Regions from separate parts of the Homo sapiens genome. Here region 2 is linked to region 1. Evidence: chromatin loops called from intact Hi-C (ENCODE). Cell type or tissue: PC-3. All regions are shown on one strand. Links, peaks and the distances in the headings refer to the core of each region. The heading gives the core; the rest is flanking DNA.

Region 1 (11,552 bases), core at 2,158-10,157:
TGCGACCCCAGAGCAGTCCCCATCTGAGGGATCGTCACTTTCTAACAGCAAAGGAAACTTCTGCACACGGAGAGGAAAACACTACCCGGCTCTAAGTCAGTGTGTCTACAGGGCAATTCCTTTCCTGTCCTCCACCTGAACATCCCAACCACTGATTCAATTCAACTTCACAGGAAGTTATCCAGCATTGTCTGTATCTCTAACCAGTTGCCCCCAAAACAAGTGGAAGGTTTGAATACTGTGATACCTTCCTTTACTGGGCATTTCTTTTTATTTGCAAAATACCTACCAAACACAGGACATCAGTTCTGCTTTATTTCCAGCTCTCATGGAATAGGACTACTTGTTTATGTATCAAAACTGTCTTACAACAAAAGCTCCAAAATTGTCCTGGGCTGGGGTGGGTGGTGAGTGGAGGTAGAAATAGAATTGGATTTGTTATCAGAGACACAGTTCCCATGAAAAGGGTTCCCAGATTCTAGTCCCAAGTTGCTAAACTGCTGCTAAATCCTGAAAGCTCTGACTGGCCCCATGGCAAGGATCTGGGGACGAACATGTGACCCTGCTGCCCAGCTCCCCAGCCATGTCACAAGACCAAATGCAGACACACTGAGCAAGGCTGTCTGCTCTCAGAGGGGGGAACCCAGACTATGCTCAGCATGGGCACTTTTTCAGCACTAGATCTGGTACCTTCTGAGAGACAACTGCCTCAACCTAGTGAGGTTGCTTCTCACTATGCAATTCTGGGAAATCCTGGATGGGGCTCATGGGAAGTGCTCACGGGAGTGGCTTCAGATGGAGGGGCTTTCTACAATAACCACAATAGAGGTCTTGGCCCTGCTTCCCCCACCACAGGCTTCGTGGGAATCCCAGAGGAAAGTTTCTCCGTCACTCCCCCTCTCCATCTCTAATCTGTCAAGAAGACTTTTTGTTACGGCGACTGAAAAGTCTTGTAAATAAGAAGACAATGGTACAGTGTACGCGTGCACACAGGCAGGGCAGTTAGCTGAGCAGAGTTACTCCCTCCCAAGCTTAAACTAAATCATTCCAATCAGCAATGCCCCACTAGGGATCTTCAAAAGTCTTTAGGATACTTTTGATTCATTTCAGAGATACAAATTAACTCAGAGTAAGATTCTATGGCAGAAATCCTTACCAAAAATAAATACACAGAGAGAGAATAGAACAGTACCACACCCAGGAAGCAATGTGGAGAAACATTTCCCCTGTCTGAAAAGCAGTCGCATGGGTGTTACAGTATGAAGGATTTACCTGTCTGTCATGTTGAGTTTAGAGATTACATCAGCCTGTAAAATAAAACACACAAACACACAGACACACACAAAAAAAAAACCCTGGAGAACAGCCAAGATTTAAATGTCCATTAGTGCTTTATTAAAACTAATAAGGACATTAATCTTCAGTTCCCAAACCACTTGAAAAATAAAAGCTCCTAAGCCTTAGTTGAAACATGCATTCCATCGGCATGCAACGAGAGTATGGAAAAGAATGCTACATTCTTCAAGCCCAATTAACTGTAGTTTCCTTAAGTTTATTCTTACTTAATACTAGAAGCTGAGCAATGAAGAAAGCTGCATGACAGACAGATTTATTCTGGTGCCATCAAAGCTGCAATATAGGTGAAAATCCAATGGAATGGGCTTTGGCTATTGAGAGAAGAAAGCAGCTGATGTGTTAAAGAAATCTGCCCGTCACTCAGATACCTGACCCTCAACTTAATTTTCAGAACTGAGACAGGCAAACTTTCTGCAACTGACAATAAAGGAAAAGAATGTGACATGCATGGACATGCATAATACAAAACTACAGATACTACCTTCCTAGGGATGTTTGGTCTAAATTAATTTGAAGTCTAAAGTAGAGACCACCCAACTGGTGCCACTGGGAAGTGGTTTAGCAATTGTGGAAAATCCAGAGTATATAATTCTACAGGTAGACAGCTTAGAATTGAGTGAAGAGATTCAGCATCACCTTTGATTTTATTATTTCTCCAATGCCAGCAGAAAAGCACATCTTTGATTTTTTAAATACAAATTTTTATCAAAAAACAGCATTCAACCCCAATTCAGTCTACTTGACAACACAGTTTGAAGTTCTTGATGGCATATATTTGGCTTCATTTTTAGGTATTCTAATTTAAGACAGTATTGGTTTGCAAATAAACTCAAATACTTTGGGGGGGATTATGGAAAAGTTTTACTCAATTCCAGATACCAAAGGTCTTGGAGGACACTTTGAAACAATTTAGCACGCCTCTACTGTGCCTCATATGAAGCTAGGATTTCCTTCCAGAAGGAATTTACCTTAAGGGTGAAACCCAGGCCCCACAAAGTGGCCCCATTTCACCTTCCCACCTCCCTGCACTAGCTCTAAGAATGTAAGACTTTCAAAGTGTTTCAAAGATGATTTTCTTACCTGACCCAGAAAATAAATTCCTCCACCTACTACAAAAGCGGAGATTGCCGTCCCAAAAACAGCAAACAGGGTGATGGAACCAATATTTTGAAAGAAGTTACCCTGTTTGAAAGAGCAGAAATCAGGGAAATGATTAGAAAAGCCATTCCTGTCAGTGAAGGCACGGCCTGCACACCTGGCCCTCCGTGCAGACTTGATTCTCTGTAAAAGGCACCACTGCCCAACCTGTGTGGCAAGCTGGGAGCCCGGGAGTCTTCCTGCACCCCCGCACTTACTGCAGTGTCCCGTCACTCACACCATCTTTCATCTGAAACACTGCATAGCTTCGCACAAGTCTCCTCAACCCCCCAGGGCCCCTTTCCCTCCACTCTCCCGTCTTTCCAGAATGATCTTCCCAAAAGACAAATCTGATTGTGCTGCCTTCACCTGGACCCCTATTTCCACTTAAAATGCAGCTAGCCCCCACCCTGAATGATTCGACTCCTGGGGAGGCCTCTGGGCTCATCTGGCACCATGCTCGCCTTTGTTCTCTGGGTTCCAGTCCCACTGGTGGCTTCGAGCAGGTTGTGCTCCCTCTTTGCTTGTTAAGCTTTCATCATCCCAAGATCTCAGGACATTTCAACTCTTCCCAGATCCTAGTCTGTGCTCTCAGTGCACAGTCACCCTCTCTTGTAGCGGTTGACAAGACTGCAATTTTGCACTTATTTATGTACTGATGTCTTACTTTCCCATGAGGCTGCAGGCTCATTCTGGGCAATGACCCCACCTGCTTTCGCACAACACGGTCCCTGACATAATGCCCGTCAGATGGAAGATGCCCAACAGACAGGCACTGAAGGAATTAACTGTGTTTCACATCCAAAGTCCACACTATTAGGATACCAAGATACACTATCAGATATTCCTTTTTCCTGGCCAGGTCTTTTAAACAATTTTACTTCACTCTATTAGTATCATCATTAACTATGTCAGATAAAATGTTTCTATCTATACTTCACAGCGTTTAAGATAAAATATTCAAGTTCAAGCAGCATGGTAGCATCTTTCAAATTTCCATAAAATTAAGGAAATTAAGCTATTTATTATAACCCTATGAACTCCACTTAGGAGCTACCAAGAGTCTTTGATCACCCCCGATTGTGGTTGTGAACAAGAATCTTGTTTTTAGCTCAGAAATCACCAAACCATGGACATCAAGACCTGCTATTTTAAAGCCCACTTGTGAAAGAGTGTCCTCAGCTGAACACTGACTGCCCCACTAAGCCCACCTCCTAGAAGCTGCAATTTTGACTTGGCTGCCTATCATCTGACATTCAATTCCTTTGTTTGGCATATCAATCTTTACTGCACAAAGAATTTTAAAACACAATGATTTGGTTTTTCAAAACAAAGGGCTTTCAATCTATGAGTTGCTCTTTGCAAATCGCTGTTTTCTTTTGTTATTTAAAAACAGATTAGACTGGGCTCGGTGGCTCAAACCTGTAATCCCAGCACTTTGGGAGGCCAAGGCGGGTGGATCATCTAAGGTCAGGAGTTCGAGACCAACCTGACCAACATGGAGAAACCCCATCTCTGCTAAAAATACAAAATTAGCTGGTGTGGTTATAGACGCCTGTAATCCCAGCTACTCGGGAGGCTGAGGCAGGAGAATCGCTTGAACCCAGGGGGCCGAGGTTGCAGTGAGCCGAGTTCGCAGTGAGCCGAGTTCGTGCCATTGCACTCCAGCCTGGGCAACAAGAGCAAAACTCCATCTCAAAAAAAAAAAAAAAAAAACAGATTAATCAGTTTTGACCTGTTTGCAGAGATCTAATGTTGATATAATTTATATATTTGGTTAATATTAATCTGGATCCTGAACATTTACCCAAGTTAAAGTTACCATAATACAAGAACTTCCCTCTGCTACATAAAGCAAATTTATCTGTTTCTCTCTGACATAATTAACATCCTGTGATTTGTGTAATATTTGCAATTCAAAGAACCAGTTGCTGCCTAGCTAATGCATATCAACTGATGATAATCTTACTGTAATCTGTATTCTAAATCCAAATTTACATTAGCAGATATCATAATATTAAAATAAAATATTCAAACTTTACTTCCTATCATCTTTGGGCGAGGGTAGAAAGTGGATAGAAGTTTCAGAAGTAGCATTTCATAATCCTATCAGTCCCTTTCATATAAATTGTCACATTTCCTGCTGGAAAGTCATCTTCAACAAAATGTTTCTCTAAAAAACTATTACTTTCCTCAAATTTTGAACAAGTTTCTCTCCCCTCTAAAAAAAAAAAAAAAAAAGAAAAGAAAAACTTTACATGCTCTAATATTCAAAATGTCATGTTTTTAAGTCAAAATCAAGTCAATTTCCTCAGCATGTTTTGAAATATTTTCATATCTGCTTACAGTTAAGATTTGTTTACAAAGTGAAAGGAAAGACATGGTGACCTTCAACTTATGTTTCCTTGTTAAAAATTATCTGATGTCACTAACAGTTTGTAAGACTTGTGAATATTTTTTACATTAAATTTCCTTTTCACTTTTTCTTTGGATAGATGCACAATAAAATAATAACTTAAAAAAAAATCTGGGCTGAACATCTTAATATGCTTTTGTTTTAGTACAGGAAAATTAAAGACTTAATTTCTATGTTTTTACCAAACATTTCTAGACAAATCTAACTCATTTTTTAAAATTATGTATTTATTTATTTTATACCATGTCAACAACAAATTAAGTTTATTTTTATTTATTTATTTTTGAGACAAAGTCTCCCTCTATCACTCAGGCTGGAGTGCAGTGGCGTGATCTCAGCTCACTGCAAGCTCCACCTCCCGAGTTCAAGCTATTCTCATGATTCTCATGCTTCAGCCTCCAGAGTAGCTGGGATTACAGGCACGCACCACCACGACCAGCTAATTTTTGTATGTTTAGTAGAGATGGGGTTTCACCATGTTGGCCAGACTGGTCTTGAACTCCTGGCCTCAAGTGATCCACCCACCTCGGCCTCTCAAAGTGCTGGGATTATAGGCATGAGCCACTGGGCCCGACCATATTAAGCTTAATAAATTATTATTACTACTGGTGGTAATATTGTTATTAATAATAAATGACATTTTTATCATTAATAACAAGCAGCAGCACTTCATTTATTTAGTGTGGTGGGTGGTGCTTTGCCTACGTTCTTTCATCTAGTGTGACTCTCAAAGCACCCTGGGAGGTAGGGTTTTGGGGTTTTTGGTTTCTACTTTACCAAAAAGAAACCTGTAGGGGGCAGCGCATGATTAGATCTGTGTTGTGTCTCTGGCTTTCCTCTCTCCAAGGACTGGCCTAAACTTTCCAATCTTCACAGTTTTTTTAAAAATCACATTCACAAAATAGCTGCTGTATTATTAATACTAGTATTTTAAGTTGAATCACTTTATTTTAAAACTTAAATACATTTATGTTTAAAGAAAACTCACAGACAAGGAAAAAACCATGCACGCACACAAGCAGGCTTAAAAGTGAGAAGCTCCTGCTCAGGCAGAAAGACTCACACTAGGGGACGAGTGTGGTGGCTCATGCCTGTAACCCCAGCACTTTGGGAAGCCAAGGTGGGTGGATCACTTGAGGTCAGGAGTTCGAGACCAGCCTGGCCAACATGGTAAAACCCCGTCCGTCTCTACTAAAACGACAAAAATTAGCCGGGCAAGGTGGCGTGTGCCTGTAATCCCAGCTACTCAGGAGGCTGAGGCAGAAGAATCACTTGAACCCACAAGGTGGAGGTTGCAGTGAGCCGAGATCATGCCACAGGACTCCAGCCTGGGTGACAGAGTGAGACTCCATCTCAAAAAAAACAAAACAAAAAAAAAAACATCTCACACTGGGAGTTGCAAGGCAATGGCCGTCAAGGCCAAGCCAAAGCAGAGAAGTGGGTAGGGGCCAGTGCCACTGCTCACCAAGGCAGGGAGGAAAGAATGGGCAGGCAACTGTGGGACTAGGCAGGGAAGGATGGGGCTCCAGCCTGGGAAGGAGAAGCTGGACCAGGGAGTGGGCGAGGAGCGATAGAGGTTGAGGGATGAAGGGGAATATCAAGCTGGGGTCTGAGGCCAGGGGAGGGCACCGAGAGGGAGACATGGAAGGATGGATGGGCCTGAGAAGGTTAGAAAGGCCCCAGTGGGGGAGCTGAAAGAAACAAAAGTCCTGGGGCACATGTCCCCGTCGTCCCAGGACACAGTCTATCCTCTTTACATCTATCAGTCTGTGTCCAGGAAGACGAGTCAATGCATCATCTGTGAGCCACTTAACATCACTTCAGCCATCTTCCTGGGCAAAGCACCCATTTATGGCAAACACTGGCTCAGTGAGCCATACTGCCTGAAACCATTAAAGCAGCCAATTCATCATGTCTGCTCCTCTCCAGAAGTCAGGCACTGCAGTCCAGCTTCCACTGAGCACAACCAGGAAGGAGCAGAGCTGCTGCTGCTGCTGCTGCTAAATTATACCCAAGCTTTTAAGGAACTTGCCTTACAAACATGAGAAACTGTCCAGACCAAAGCACCAATGTGTGCCTGAGTCTCACCTTGTGTAATGAATATCCAGACTCAAAGATAATAGGGGGAAGCAGGAGGAGGAAAAACATGTTTGGACGAAACATTTCTTCTTCCTGTAAATAGAAAATGAGTATCTTAAGGGCATGGAATTTGTGTAATTAAGAAATAAATTAATCAATAAAGAGCCAAAATAATTATTCTCTCAGGGCCTGGCCTAGTGGAAACATATAATGTTTAAATAACTACCTGATAATAAAATCAAGCAGAATGAGAGATTCCCCCACCAAAAAAAAAAATGAAACTGTATTTTATTATTTTTATCATTATTATTATTATTATTATTTTGAGACAGAGTCTTTCTTGCTCTGTTGTCCAGGCTGAAGTGCAGTGGTGCAATCACAGCTCCCTGTAGCCTCAACCTCCTGGGCTCAAGTGATCCTCTCACTTCAGCCTCCTGAGTAGCTGGGACTACATGTGCGTGCTACCATGCCGGGCTAATTTTTTTTTTTTTTTTTTTTTTTTTTTTTTTAAGATACAGGGTCCCGCTATGTTGCCCAGGCTGGTCTCAAACTCCTAGCCTCAAGCAATCCTCCCACCTCAGCTTCCCCAAATGCTGGGATTACAGGCATGAGCCACCATGCGTGGCCAAGACAAGGATTTTAAAGGTGATCAGTGAAAAGAAACAGCACAACACAGTAGTATGTTTTTTATTCCTTAGTACAGAAAGAAAATTAATCTGAATACAGAAAATTTCAATTCTGGTTGCAGACTTTCAAAAACAACTCCACAAATTGGAATCCTCCAGGAAAAAGGTAATGGCAAGCCCTAAAACAATCCACTCAGAGGAACAGTAAATCCTATATATGGTTAAAATAGCTCTGCCTTCTTTCTGCTTATCACAGACAACTCTGCCATTTTCCAAAGTCTGATGTGATAAAACAGTCCACACTGGATGCTCTTTCGACTTGAGACTTTGATACAAAGACAGCCCCTTACCATGTGTCTTGCTATAAAAGAATACCTGAGGCTGGGTAATTTACAAAGGAAAAACATTTATTTGGCTCATGATTCTGCTGTCCGGAAAAGTTCAAGACTGGGTATCTGATAAGAACCTTAGGCTGCTTCCACTCATGGGGGAAGAGAAGGGGAGCCAGAGTGTGCAGAGATCCATGGCAAGAGAGGAAGAAAGGGGGGGCGGGGATGGGACCAGGCTGTTTTTAACAACCAGCTGTATAGGGAACGAACAGAGCAACAACTCATTCACCTCCCTCCCCCAGCAAGGGCATCAGTCTATCCATGAGGGTCCACCCCCATGACCCAAACACTTCCAACACTGGAATCAAATTTCAGCATGAGGTTTGGGGAGACAAATGCCCAAACCATAGCACCATGCTTCCAGATTTGATTATTAAGTGCCACTACGAAAGGTGTTTCTAGAATATAGCCATCTTTGGAGGGGTGAAACAATAACAATTTCATTTTCTATATTATTAATATATCTCTCTAGTTGTTGGTAGAATTTTGGGGAAATATATATTGGTCCTCAAGCCCAAAATGGTTATGTGTAATACACAGTCTATTTAAAAATGCAAAATCAGGCCCTTTTTCATATGAATATTTTCCCATGTCACAATTTTGACAGTCTGATTTTTTGTCAAAATGCCTATTCCAAAGAATGCCTAAATGTATTCTTACAAATGTACAGCTGTTACCATAAAGACTAAAAGAAAGTCAAAAAACGCTCAAAATAGAAGCAAATGATGACTTCTGAAATGCCTTATTAAGTCTTAAAATAGCAGCATGTACAACAAGCTCAAGCTCATGATTCAGACTGGGACTGTGTGAAAAAAAATGAGCCGAGCTCTGTGTTTTACGGGGCAACCTATTCTCAGGATCTGTGCAGCAGGACCACTATATACAGCCTTTTGGAGGTATAAAAACTAGCCCCCCCCACCCCAGGAAAAAGGAGAATCTACCTATAGTGGGGTTATATAGTGTCCCCCAACCCCAATCACAATTCATGGCCACCAGGAACCTCAGAGTGTGACCTTATTTGGAAATAGGGTCTCTGAAGATCTAATGAAGGTAAGGATCTAGATGACCTTACACTGGATAAGGGAAGGCCAAAGGCAGCAAACATCGACTTGTAAGAGACAGAACAAGGCACATAGACACGTGGAGAAGAATGCCATGTGAGCACAGAGACAAAGACAGGAGTGATGCGGCCACAAGCCAAGGAAAACCGGGGCCACCAGAAGCTGGAAGATGCAATGAAGAATTCTTTTCTAGAGTCTTTGGGAGGGAACCTGGTCCTGTTGATACCTTGACTTCTCACTTCTGGCCTCCAGAATTGTGAGAAAACAAATCTCTGTTGTTTTAGGCCACTTAGTTTGTGATAATTTGTTACTGCAGCCCTTATGAACACACTGCCTTTCAGGGAAATAGTGTTACAGTTCCTTTTGGCAATGGCTCCCCCAAAATGTTCTGAGGTGATTTTAGGTGGCACTTGAGCAGTGTGTGTCAAATACCACTGACCTCATGGATTGAGAGAGTCAGCCCCTTTTGATTATTTCTTCAGGCCCAAATAAATCCAAGACACCTTAGGATGGCAATACCGCTTCTAAGGGCTCTCTCCAACGTGCTGATCTCCCTTGACAGAGAGCAGACTTGACCTCTGATGCTTCAGCAGGCATCTGTACTACTTCATTTTTATCATGTTTACAAAACAATATTAGTTTCTGAATTGAAATAGTACTGTAATGTTGCCTTGAAAATAAACATGGCCAGGCGTGGTGGCTCATGCCTGTAATCCCAGCACTTTGGGAGGCCAAGGTGGATGGATCATGAGGTCAGGAGCTCGAGACCAGCCTGGCCAATTTGGTGAAACCCCATCTCTACTAAAAATACAAAAATTAGCCGGGCGTGGTGGCAGGCACCTGTAATTCTAGCTACTCAGGAGGTTGAGGCAGGAGAACTGCTTGAACCTGGGAGGCGGAGGTTGCAGTGAGCTGAGACCACGCCATTGCACTCCAGCCTGGATAACATAGTGAGACTCTGCTCCCCACCACTCCCCAGCAAAAAAAAAAAAATAAAATAAAATAAAATAAATATATAGGCCACGTGGCTCAATCCTGTAATCCTAACACTTTGGAAGGCCAAGGTGGGAGGATCACTTGAGCCCAGGAGCTCGAGAACAGCCTGGGTAGCATAGTGACATCGTGTCTCTACAAAAAATTTTTTTAAAAATTAGCCACACCCAGGCGCAGTGGCTCACACCTGTACTCCCAGCACTTTGGGAGGACAAGGTGGGTGGATTACTTGAGGTCAGGAGTTCGAGACCAGCCTGGCTAACATGGTGAGACCCTGTCTCTACTAAAAATACAAAAATTAGCTGGGCATGGTGGCACATGCCTGTTCTCCTGCCCAGCTACTCAGGAGGCTGAGACAGGAGAATCACTTGAACCCGGGAGGCAGAGGTTGCAGTGAGCCGAGATCGTGCCACTGCACTCTAGCCCGGACAACCAAGAGAGACTCTGTCTCAAAAAAAGAAAATAAGAAATAAATAAATAATTTATATATATATACATATAATTAAAAAGCAAGTTGATAGAAAAATATTAAGCACATGATAATACAGGTTGCTACCTGGGCAGACCCAGCAGGTCAGTTTGGAATCAGAACTTCAGGGAAAGAAACCACCAGCTCCTCTTGTTTTTCTGACTTCCCACTGCTCCCTGCACATCTGGTTTCCAGGCAGGAATCCTACTTCTCACTCTGACTCTCCACAAATGCAGTCTCCTCCAGGAAGCCTGCCCCAACTTTTTTTTTTTTTTTTTTAGAGACAGGGTCTTGCTCTGTTGCCCAGGCTGGACTGCAGTGGTGCAATTATAACTCACTGCAGCCTCAAGCGATCCTCCTGGGCTCAAGCGATCCTCCTGCCTCAGCCTCCCAAGTAGCTGGGACTACAGGTGCGTGCCACCACGTCCAGCTACTTTTTCGTATTTTTAGAAGAGATGAGGTTTCACCATGTTGGCCAGGCTGGTCTCAAACTCCTGACCTCAGATGATCCACGTGACTCAGCCTCTCAAAATTCTGGGATTACAGGCATGAGCCACCGCACCCGCCCAAAATCTAACAATTTTTAATTGTTTTAAAGTCAATTCAAATTTTGATCTTTTTTTTTTTTTGTATTTTTTTAGAGACGGAGTTTCACCATGTTGCCCAGGCTGGTCTCGAGCTCCTGAGCTCAGGTGATCCACCCACCTTGGCCTCTCAAAATGCTGGGATTACAGGCATGAGCCGCCAACGCCCAGCCTTGATCAAATGATTTTTAAATCAGATCAAACAAAATGGGTTAGTGGGCAAAATCTACACATCAGGCTATATCCAGCCTAGGAGTAGAAAAAGGCTCTTCAGTCATGACCCACTCTTGGGTGGTTAAATGTAACCAAGTAGCAGGAAGGCAGAGATCCCACATGCAATGCGCTCCAGTGGGGCCTCCCCAGCAGAAGTGTGTCTTATCACTCTCCAGAGCTCAATATACATTTTCAAAATTTATTTAATATATAAAATATTTCATTACTA
Region 2 (11,552 bases), core at 1,966-9,965, 120 kb after region 1:
CTGCAGCCTGGGCAACAGAGCGAGACTCCATCTCGAAAAAAAAAAAAATTTACTATCTCTAATCCCAGCCCTTTGGGAGGCTAAGGTGGGAGGATCACTTGAGGCCAGGAGTTTGAGACCAGCCTGGGTAATATAGTGACACCTTGTTTCTATAGAAAAAAATAAAAAATCTTTGCCAGGCATAGTGTTGTAAGTCTGTGTCCCAGTTACTTGGGAGGCTAAGGTGGGAGGATCACTTGAGCCCAAGAGGTCCAGGCTGCAGTGATCATGTGACTGCACTCCAGCCTGGGTGACAGAGTGAGACTCTTTCTCAAAAAAACAAACAAAAAAATTACTCTCTGCCTCTTTATAAAAGAACTTTGCTCACCTGTGCTCTAGTGGGAAAATATACTCTGAATTCCTTTTAATATTTAGTTTTTTTTTCTTTTCACAGCAGACTCAGCTGAATTCATAAATAGTTTCATTAATTCATTCAACCAATATTTACCAAACACCTATCAAGTGCTTAGGGTGCTAATTTAGGCACTGCGGTGCAAATATGAAAAAAAGACAGTGCTTGCCTTCAAGGACAGTCGTTCCCATCAAGAGCATTCCCCATGGCATTATGAAATCTACCCATAACCTTACATAATTTATAAGAAACCAGTTGTGTGACCTTGGGCAAATTTCTTAATCCTTCTAGACTTTTATTTCCTCATCTGCAAATGAGGGTGGCAGTAGTACTTACCTCAAAATGTTGTTGTAAAGATTAAGGGTTTTGTTTGTTCAGTGGTTTGTATTGTTTTGTTTTGAGACAGGGTCTCGCTGTGTCACCAGGATGGAGTGCAATGGAGCGATCTGGGCTCACTGCAACCCCTGCCTCCCAGGTTCAAGCCATTCTCCTGCTTCAGCCTCCTGAGTAGCTGGGACTACAGGCGCATGCCACCACGGCCCAGCTAATTTTTTGTATTTTTTAGTAGAGATGAAATTTGGCTGGCTATGTTGGCCAGGCTGGTCTTGAACTCCTGGATTCACGTGATCTGTCCCCTTTGACCTCCCAAAGTGCTGGGATTACAGGCAGGAGCCACCACACCCAGCCCATTAAGTAAATTTTTTTTTTCTTTTTTTTTGAGACGAAGTCTCACTCTGTCACCCAGTCTAGAGTGCAGTGGCAGGATCTTGGCTCACTGCAACATCCACCTCCTGGATTCAAGCAATTCTCCTGCCTCAGCCTCCGGAGTAGCTGGGAATACAGGTGTGTGCCACCACATCCAACTAATTTTTTATTTTTAGTAGAGGTGGGGTTTCACCATGTAGGCCAAGCTGGTCTTGAACTCCAGACCTCAGGGGATCCACCCGCCTCGGCCTGCCAAAGTGCTGGGATTACAGGTGTGAACCACCATGCCTGGTTGTAAATTTTTTTTTTTTTTTTGAGATGGAGTTTCACTCTTGTTGCCCAGGCTAGAGTGCAGTGGTGCGATCTCAGCTCACTGCAACCTCCACCTCCCGGGTTCAAGATATTCTCCTTCGTCAGCCTCCCGAGTAGCTGGGATTTCAGACACACACCACCATGCTCAGCTAATTTTTGTATTTTTAGTAGAGATGGGGTTTCACCATGTTGTTCGAGCTGGTCTTGAACTCCTGACCTCAAGTGATCTGCCTGCTTTGCCCTCCCAAAGAGTTGGGATTACAGGCATGAGCCACCATGTCTGGTCCATAAATTTTTAATAAAGTGCTTAGACTAGTGCCTGACACAGAGTAAGTGCTATTCAAGTGCTTTTTTAAAAAATCTTTTATTTTATTGTATTTTTTTGAGACACAGTTTCTCTCTGTCACCGAGGCTGGAGTGCAGCGGCATGATCTTGACTCACTGCACCTCTGCCTCCCAGTTTCAAGCGATTCTCCTTCTTCAGCCTCCCGAGTAGCTGGGATTACAGGCATGGGCCACCATGCCTGGCTAATTTTTGTATTTTTAGTAGAGATGGGGTTTCACAATATTGGCCAGACTGGTCTCGAACTCCTGGCCTCAAGTGATCTACCCACCTTAGCCTCCCAAAGTGCTGGGATTACAGGTGGAAGCAACCGCACCTGGCCCAAAAAAGAATTTTGAGGCTGGACACCTGTGATCCCAGTGTTTTGGGAGGCCCAAGTGGGAGGATTGCTTGAAGCCCGGAGTTTGAGACCAGCCTGGGCAACAGTATAAGACTCTGTGTCTATAATTTAAATAATAATAATAATAAATAAAAAAGATTTAATACAGGGATATAGGTGCTTACAAAATCATTAGGAGGTCTGGAAGAGTAGAAGTCAGGGGCCATTTCAGGCTTTTGATTTCAAGGTTCCTCCAGCAAGGCCTTGTTCCCAAGGTTACCAAACTGCTGCTTCCCTGCCACCACCATGGCCTCCATCCTACTACCTCACACCCTCCTAAGTGGGGACTGCACAGTGGACTCCACTGTACATGCTCCTCCCACCTGCAGAACCGCTCCCTTAGCTGACACAGCTCCAGCAAGACGACCTCTCCCTCTCTCCCATCCTCCAGATCTCATGCAAATGAATCTAACTGACAGAATTTAACTTCCCACTGTCATAGCTGCAAGAGAGCCTGTGGAATGCTGTTTTAAGCTTTTGAGCCTCTTTCAACAGAAGGAGAGTAAATGGAGGTTAAGAACATCCATCCAGGCCGGGCGGGGTGGCTCAGGCCTTTCTAATCCCAGCACTTTGGGAGGCCAAGGTGGGCAGATCACCTGAGGTCAGAAGTTCGAGACCAGCCTGGCCAACATGGCGAAATCCTGTATCTAGTAAAAATACAAAAAATTAGCCAGGCATGGTGGCATGCGCCTGTAATCCCAGCTACTCAGGAGGCTGAGGCAGCAGAATTGCTTGAACCTGGGAGGCGGAGGTTGCAGTGAGCCGAGATAGCGCCACTGCACTCCAGCTTGGGCAACAGAGCGAGACTCCGTCTTAAAAGAAAGAAAGAAAAAAAGAACATCCATCCAGAATCAAGTCCAAAAATTCTGGGAGGTTTTAGGATGGGAAAAATATTTAAGCTGGATCTTAGAGGATGAGGAGAAAGAGAACACAGTATTTCCTGGTAGCAGAAACAGAGCACCTAAAGGCATGAAGGCATTGAAAAAAAAGTTGGTGTGGTCCACAAATATCTGTTGTTTTTGCCTGCCCAGCAACAATTCCACTTGAATAATTGCACTTTGATTTCCCCTCGGGGAGCCACCCCTCCCTACATCAACCTTGTGGTTCACAGGAAGCTGATCTTGCTTCCTGGCTCCAGGGTGGGGGCAGGTTGGGGAGTGGGTATGTGACCACTTCTGTCCAATCAGCACACTCCATCCCTTTAATCACAGGGATCGGTTCGGGGAGGAACATATGAATGAAGCCAGACCAATGAGACTTTATTATAAAATTTCTTTTTTTTGGCTAAGTGACTGGGCTGGGGAATGGAAGCCTGGAGCAGCTGAGAATAAGCTGGTCAGGAGGAACACATGAATCTGATGAAACCAACTCAGAGGGAAGCAGAACTAAGATATTGAGAGAAACTAAGGCTGCTGATATCATGTGAGCCCCCCAGCTATGCCTGACTAATACACTACATCAAGAGAGTATTTCACAAGCCTGAGAGCCACTGTCCCAGGGAGCTTATAGCAGCTTTATTCCTAGTATCCTCTAACTAGAAACGATCCAAATGCCAGATGACAGCAGTTGACTGGAAAGTAAACTATGGTGTATTCACACAACAGGATACTATTCAGCAATTAAAATGAATGGTTTTACAATCTCACTCATCGGTATGCATGAATCTCACAAACATGGTGAGCAAACGGAGCCAGACAGAACAGCACAGGTCCTCCTCAACATACAGAGGAGCTACATCTTGCTAAACCCATTGTGAGCTGAAAATACCGTAAATTGAAAATGCATTAATCCACCTAACCTACCAAACATCTTAGTTTAGCCTAGTCCACCTTAAATGTGCTCGGAACACTTATATTAGCCTAAAGTTGGGTAAAATTAACACAATGCCTATTTTATAATCAAGTGTTGAATATCTCATATCATTTATTGAACACTGTACTGAAACTGAAAAACAGAGTGGTTGTATAGGTACTTGAAGTCCAGTTTCTTTCTTTTTTTTTTTTTTTGTGAGATGAAGTCTTGTTCTCTCACCCAGGCTGGAGTGCAGTGGGGCAGTCTCGGCTCATAGCTACCTCGCCTCCTGGGTTCAAGCTAATCTCCTGCCTCAGCCTCCCAAGTAGCTAGGATTACAGGTGCGCACCACCATGCCTGGCTAATTTTTTGTATTTTCAGTAGAGATGGGGCTTCACCATGTTGACCAGGCTGGTCTTAAACTCCTGACCTCAAGTGATCCACCCGCCTCGGCCTGCAAAAGTGCTGGGATTACAGGCATGAGCCACTGCGCCCGGCCTTCTTGAAGTCCAGTTTCTACTGAATATGTATCACTTTCTCACCATCATGAAATCAAAAAGTGGTATGTCAAACTATCATAAATTGGAGACCATGTACATCATATACATACACATATCATATACATATACATACCTATACATATGTGATGTACATGTATACATCATATCATGTCCTTATTTCTTGATGTGAATGTTGGTTAAATGGGTAATTCCATTTGTAAAAATTTAGCAAACTATACTTTTGTTACAATGTGTATTTTTCTGTATGTGTGCTATGATTCAATTAAAATTAAAAAAACACACTTGTAAAAACCTCAGCAGATGCAAAACTGGGGAAGGAAAGAAAGGCAGGTTAGGACTAGGTGAATTCAAGAGTCAAACTATATCATTAGGACTCAATTTCTCTTTGCTGTTTGTATCAGTCTGTTTATATGCTCATTTCATTCTCAGGTTCCACATGTTGATAAAACAGTTGCCATTGCTGTGGCCTCACAACCTGTCATGTTTATGTCTAGCATGAAAGAGAAAGTTGGCCTCTCCAAAGGCACAAAGAAAGCTGGACATTTAGCATCATTGGCTCTGGCTGGTCTGCTCAGCCCTGAACCAATCACTGTTGCAAAAGGAATATAATATTCTGACTGGCCAGGCTAGTTCATATCATGTCTGGAGATGGAAATGGAGTTAACAACCTCAGAGAACCACATAGACTGAAAACAAGGAGAGAAGGAAATCTGGCTGTTTCAGAAGTCAAGTGAATGGATGCTGGGTGACTAAAAAATTCAGTAAATACCTGGTCCCTAGATGGCAGTGGCATCATCATTATTATCATCATAATTTTCTCTTAGCATCTAGAAAAATGTCTGGCATCTAGTTTGGTACTTGATAAATATTATTATTTTTTCTTTTTTTTGAGACAGAGTCTCACTCTATCACCCAGGCTGGAGTGCAGTGGGGCGACCTTGGCTCACTGCAACCTCTGCCTTCCAGATTCAAGCGATTCCCATGCCTCAGCCTCCCGAGTACCTGGGATTACCGGCACCTGCCGCTACACCTGGCTAATTATATATATATATATATTTTTTTGTATTTTTAGTGGAGATGGGATTTCACCATGTAGGCCAGGCTGGTCTCAAACTCCTGACCTCAAGTGATCTGCCTGTCTTGGCCTCCCAAAGTGCTGGGATTACAGGTGTGAGCCACCATGCCCGGCCAGTACTTGATAAATACTAATATCTGTTGAATGAGAGAATGAGTTATATCAGGCAATACTAGGAGCAATCTTGTCATGCCTTAGGCCTTCCTCTACAGGATAGGAAAGACTGAGGAGAATTTAGAGAAGGGATATAAGTCAGTTTTTATTTTTTATTTTTATTATTATTATTATTTTTTGAAACAGAGTTTCACTGTTGTCGCCGAGGCTAGAGTGTGATGGTGTGATCTCAGCTCATTGCAACCTCTGCCTCAGCCTCCTGAGTAGCTGGAATTACAGGCGCCGGCCACCACGCCCAGCTAATTTTTGTATTTTTCGTAGAGACGGGGTTTCACCACATTGGCCAAGCTGGTCTTGAACTCCTGGCCTCAGGTGATCTGCCCGCCTTGGCCTCCCAAAGTGCTGGGATTACAGGCGTGAGCCACCATGCCCGGGTTATTTTATTTTATTTTTAATTTTTTAATTATTTTAGAGGCAGGGTCTCATAATGTTGCCTAGGCTGGAGTGCGGTGGCTATTCACAGGCGCAATCCCACAACTAATCAACACTGGAGTTTTGACCTGCTCCATTTCCAACCTGGGCTGGTTCATCCCTCCTTAGACAACCTGGTGGTCCCCCCATCCTGGGAGGTTGCTGTATTGATGCCGAACTTAGTGCAGACACCCAAATGACATAGTACACTACAACACAGAACTCTTGGACTCAAGTGATCCTCCTGTCTCAGCCCCCCGAGTAGGTGGGACTACAGGCTCATGCTACCGCGCCTGGCTATAAGTCAGTTTTTTTTGACAGCAAAGACATAGTCCTGTACAGAATCAAAGCTCTTGGAGGCCTTTGCTAACTTTTACCTTACTCTCTCTCTTCAGAGGGGATTGGTGGCAGAAGGACCAAACCCTGGAAAATTCTGATTACAGTAACGGTGGGTGAAGCAGGAAATAAAGGAAGCCCTCCTTCACTGCTGCTAGGAATATAAATTGCTACAAGCATTTTTGAGAACAATTTGGAAAATAGTAAAGCAGAAGATATGCATACCTCACCTGTTCACCAAATCCTCTCTTGTAAACCATGTGACCTGGAGACATTTTTGCCACATGCACAAATTACATACAGACGCGTGTTGAGCCAGTTGCAGTGGCTCATGCCTGTAATTCCAACACTTTGGGAGGCCGAGGCAGGGGGCTGCGGGGAATCACTTGAGGTCAGGAGTTCGAGACCCGCCTGGACGACACGACGAAACCCTGTCTCTATTAAAAATACGAAAATTAGCTGGGCGTGGTGGCGTGCACCTGTAATCTCAGCTACTTGGGAGACTGAGGCAGGAGAATCACTTGAAGCCAGGAGGCAAAGGTTGCAGTGAGCTGAGATTGCACCACTGCACTTCAGCCTGGGTAAAAAAGCAAGACTCCCTCTCAAAAAAAAAAAAAAAAAAAAGCGTGTTGCTCCAGTTACTACTGCTGCAGCATAACAAATTATCCCAAATTTAGTTGTGTAAAACAATAACCATTTTATCATTTTGGAAAGGGCACAGTGGGACAGCTTGTCTGGGGCTTTAGATGGGAAGGTTTAAAGGGTGAGGATGACTTGACAGCTGGGAGTTGGGACATCTAAAGCCTTGTTCTCTGACATGCTTGGTGGCTGATGCTGGCTGTCATCTGGAACCTCTGCCAGGGCTGCTGACCAGAGCATCTGTATGTGGCCTCTCCACTTGGCCTGGGCTTCTTCACAGCATAGGGGTTCCAGGCTCCAAAGGTGAGTGTCCCAGTGATCAAGTCAGAAGCTGCATTGCCTCACAAATTGTGCAGCATCATTTCCATCTTTTTTTTTTTTTTTTTTTTTTTTTTTTTTGAGACAGAGTCTCACTTACTCTGTCTCCCAGGCTGGAGTGCAGTAGGGCAATCTCAGAATCTCGGCTCACTGCAACCTCCACCTGCCAGGTTCAAGCTATTCTCTCACCTCAGCCTCCTAAGTAGCTGGGATTACAGGCATGCACCACCACGCTTGGGCTAATTTTTGTATTTTTAGTAGAGATGGGGTTTCACCATGCCAGCCAGGTTGGTCTTGAACTCCTGACCTCAGATGATCCACCTGCCTCAGCCTCCCAAAGTGCTGGGATGACAGACATGAGCCACTATACCTGGCCATTTTCATCTTTTTATTGGTTATAGATGATTCACAATCCCACCCAGATTCACAGGAAGAGGAATTAGAGAAAGTTCTAGAAGAGCATGAGGACAGGAAATATTGTTGAGGGCATCTTTGGAAAATACATTCTGCCACACGCATACATCGCAGTCATGTTTGTGCCTGTCCACCATCCCTTATCCAAAGCCGTTGGGGCTAAACGTGTTTTGAATTTTAGAAATTCTTAGAATTTTGAGGCCGGGCGTGGTGGCTCATGCCTGTAATCCCAGCACTTTGGGAGGCCGAGGTGGGTGGATCACCTGAGGTTGGGAGTTAGAGACCAGCCTGACCAATATGGTGAAACCCTGTCTCTACTAAAAATGCAAAATTAGCCGGGCATGGTGGTCCATGCCTGTAATCCCAGCTACTTAGGAGGCTGAGGCAGGAGAATTGCTTGAATCTGGGAGGCGGAGGTTGCGGTGAGCCGAGATCAGGCCATTGCACTCCAGCCTGGGCAAAAAGAGTGAAACTCCGTCTCAAAAAAGAAAAAAAAAAAGAAATTCTTAGAATTTTGAAAGACAATATGGTGCATTCATGAAATCTCCTATCATACCCCTTGAGAGGACTGGTTCATCCTGTAAGCAAAAATCTAAACTCGGTATGGTGGCCCATGCCTGTAGTACCAGCTGTTCAGGAGGCTGAGGCAGGAGGATCGATTGAGCCCAGGAGGTTGATGCTGCAGTGAGCTGTGATTGCGCCTCTGCACTCCAGCCTGGGCGACAGAGGGAGACCCTGTCTCAAAAAAAAAAAAAAAAACAAAACAAAACAAAACAAAAAAAAAAACACTAAATATTTCCTCAGTGGAACATATGAATATTCACATTAAGTGGCATAATGATTATAAATAGCTTTCTGTCTATTCAGGTCAGGTTTTGCCACTAAAGAAGTTCAAATCAGGTCAGATCTTGCTGCTAAATAAATTATAAAAAGCCTTCCATTTTTAGGTTTCCTGGAATTTGAATTGTAGCTAAGGATTTATGGACCAGTATGAGGAAAAAATTGGAACAAACTTAAATAGACATCATTAGGAAAAAGGATTTTAAAAGGTGAGGCCAAGTTATATGATAAAATATTACACAGCAGTGAAAATGAATAAACTTGAGCCACATGTATCATTATGGAAATATCTTATAAAAATAATGTCAGGAGAAAGCAAGTTGCAGAACGGTATATTTATGATAAGTAAGGATAGGCCAGGTTTTCTGTATTAAAAATAGCCCTTGGCCTGGCGCGGTGGCTCATGCCTATAATTCCAGCACTTTGGGCGGCCGAGGCGGGCAGATCACTTGAGGTCAGGAGTTGGAGACCAGCATGGCCAAGATGGTGAAACCCTGTCTCTACTAAAAATACAATAATTAGCTGAGCATGGTGGTGCACGCCTGTAGTCCCAGCTACTTGGGAGGCTGAGGCAGGAGAATCACTTGAACCCAGGAGGCAGAGGTTGCAATGAGTTGAGATCATGCCACTGCACTCCAGCCTGGGCAACAGAGCAAGACTTGTCTCAAAAAAAAAAAGCCCCTATATCTCAGAGGCTTTATTTATTGCTCATGCTACGTGTCATTGTTGGCAAAATGGAGTTGGGAGCATCTCCTCCTCATTCTGGAACTTAGCTGGTGGGTGGCTGCTCTGAACAACATTGATGGTTATTTGATAGAAGGAAAAGTAGAGGGAAGGATGCACCGGCTTTTTTTATTTTTATTTTTTTTCTTGAGACGGAGTTTTGTTCTTTATTGCCCAGGCTGGAGTCCAGTGGCACGATCTCAGCTCACTACAACCTCCGCCTCCTGGGTTCAAGTGATTCTCCTGTCTCAGTCTCCCGAGTAGCTGGGATTACAGGTGCCCACCACCACACCTGGCTAATTTTTGTATTTTTAGTAGAGACGGGGTTTCACCATGTTGGCCAGGCTGGTCTCAAACTCTTGACCTCAGGTGACCTGCCCATCTCAGCCTTCCAAAGTGCTGGGATTACAGGCATGAGCCACCATGCCCTGCCGGATTGTTTTCTTTATGTGTGTGATTTCAGCTAGCCTGCAATTGGGTGTTGACAAGCACAAGAGGCCCAACCTGTGCTCTCCTGAGATTTCACCAAGGACCTCCCTTTCTTTAGGCCACTCCCCTGCGCTAAAACCTTCAAGGGCTCTCTATGGCTCAGAGGAAAAAGTTAAGAATAGTGATGGCTCCCATGGATTGAGCACTTCCTACATATCAGGCCCTTTATAGAGATACTATTTGTAATCTGTGCACAATCCTAGAAAGAAGGAACTGTCTGATCTCCATTTTACAGATGCGGAAATGGAGGTTCCGAGAGGTGAAGTGACTTGCCAAGATGACAGAGTGAGGGCAGGGAGGAAGGAAGACTGGCAGCCAGATCCATCTAATTCCAGGGCCCATGCTGAGCCACAGGGTCAGGCCTCACTCCTCCAGCCTCACCCCTCACCTCTTTCTTTTCCTTGGCAGGACTAGCTGCTCCAACCAGGCAGGCCTCTTCTCACTGCCCCTTGAGCAAACCTGTCTCAATGTCCCTTCAAAGACCATCTAGAATCTCACAGAACACCTTTTCCTACTGCCAGCCATGCTGAGTCCTGCCCTTATGACAGTGTCCCTCAGTTAGTCACTTTCCTGTAGCTCATATGTCACTAGGCTGCAAGAATGTCTTAGTCATCTTTGCATCTGCCATGCCCAGCACACAGTCACTGCACACCTGTCGTCCTTCAACAATTATTCAGCGCCTACTGGCTGCTGAGCACTGTGCTAGGTGCAAGGATACAGCAGAGAGTGAAACCAAATCCCTGCTCTCGTGAAGTTTACATTCTGATCTGGGAGAAGAAAATGAACAAGTAAACGCGTATATGTATAGTAGAATGTCAGGGGATAAAAAGTGCTATGGAGAAAAATCAAGCTGAGGAAGGCTATGGATAGAGAGTGCTGGGATGGGGAGAAGAAAGCTACTTTAGAGGAAAGGTCTTTTTGAGACGGTAACATTTGAGCAGAGATTAGAATACAGTGAGTTTGTCTGAGGAGCTGAATAGTCAAATGAATATATAATGAATACATGCTTTAGTGAGTTGGAAACCTAACTTGGAGATGAAAAAGTAGTGTGGAGGAAGGAGTTTGAGGTAGGGATCCCTGGATACTCCTGACATACTTCTTTTTCTTCCATTTAAAAACATAAACTGCCGGAGGCGGTGGCTCATGCCTGTAATCCCAGCACTTTGGGAGGTCGAGGCAGGCAGATTACCTGAGGTCAGGAGTTCGAGACCAGTCTGACCAACATGGTGAAACCCTGTCTCTACTAAAAATGCAAAATTAGCCGGGCATGGTGGCGTATGCCTGTAATCCCAGCTACTTGGGAGGCTGAGGCAGGAGAATCTCTTGAACCTGGAAGGCGAAGGTTGCGGTGAGCAGACAATGTGCCATTGCACTGCAGCCTGGGCAACAAGAGCGAAACTCCACTGAAACAAACAAACAGACAAAAACCATAACCAGTTTATTTATTTATTTTTGAGACGGAGTCTTGCTCTGTCGCCCAGGCTGGAGTGCAGTGGTATGATCTCAGCTCATTGCAACCTCCACCTCCAGAGTTCAAGCGATTCTTGTGCCTCAGCCTCCCAAATAGCTGGGATTACAGGCTGCCTGACACCGTGCCTGGCTAATTTTTGTATTTTGCATTTTTTTTTTGAGGTGGAGTCTCACTCTGTTGTCCAGGCTGGAGTGCAATGGCACGATTTTGGCTCACTGCA

The links. Hi-C counts contacts between places; a loop is a spot of excess contacts. Peaks named below come from ENCODE experiments on the same cell type or tissue, not always from the same donor. Only the 100,000 strongest peaks of a DNase experiment are listed, where the experiment ranks them.
Region 2: it touches region 1 in a loop (3-fold over the local background); 3 of 110 quality-filtered maps call a loop at or near these places.

Annotation. Positions count from the first base shown.
Region 1 is chr20:49,840,565-49,852,116 of GRCh38, reverse strand. SLC9A8 (solute carrier family 9 member A8) reads right to left here. Exons shown (of 16, transcript NM_015266.3): 5 at 6,998-7,081; 6 at 2,437-2,538; 7 at 1,273-1,307. Among named protein-coding and RNA genes, the nearest start is that of MIR12122, 18 kb to the left of the region's middle. In PC-3, for the core only: a CTCF peak has its summit at 5,709 (motif pointing right); a DNase peak (open chromatin) is centred at 5,686.
Region 2 is chr20:49,716,797-49,728,348 of GRCh38, reverse strand. It overlaps the pseudogene RN7SL197P. Among named protein-coding and RNA genes, the nearest start is that of B4GALT5, 8.7 kb to the right of the region's middle. RefSeq lists a silencer at 343-637. In PC-3, for the core only: a CTCF peak has its summit at 5,185 (motif pointing right); no DNase peak of the experiment used is centred there; H3K27ac peaks cover 149 bases.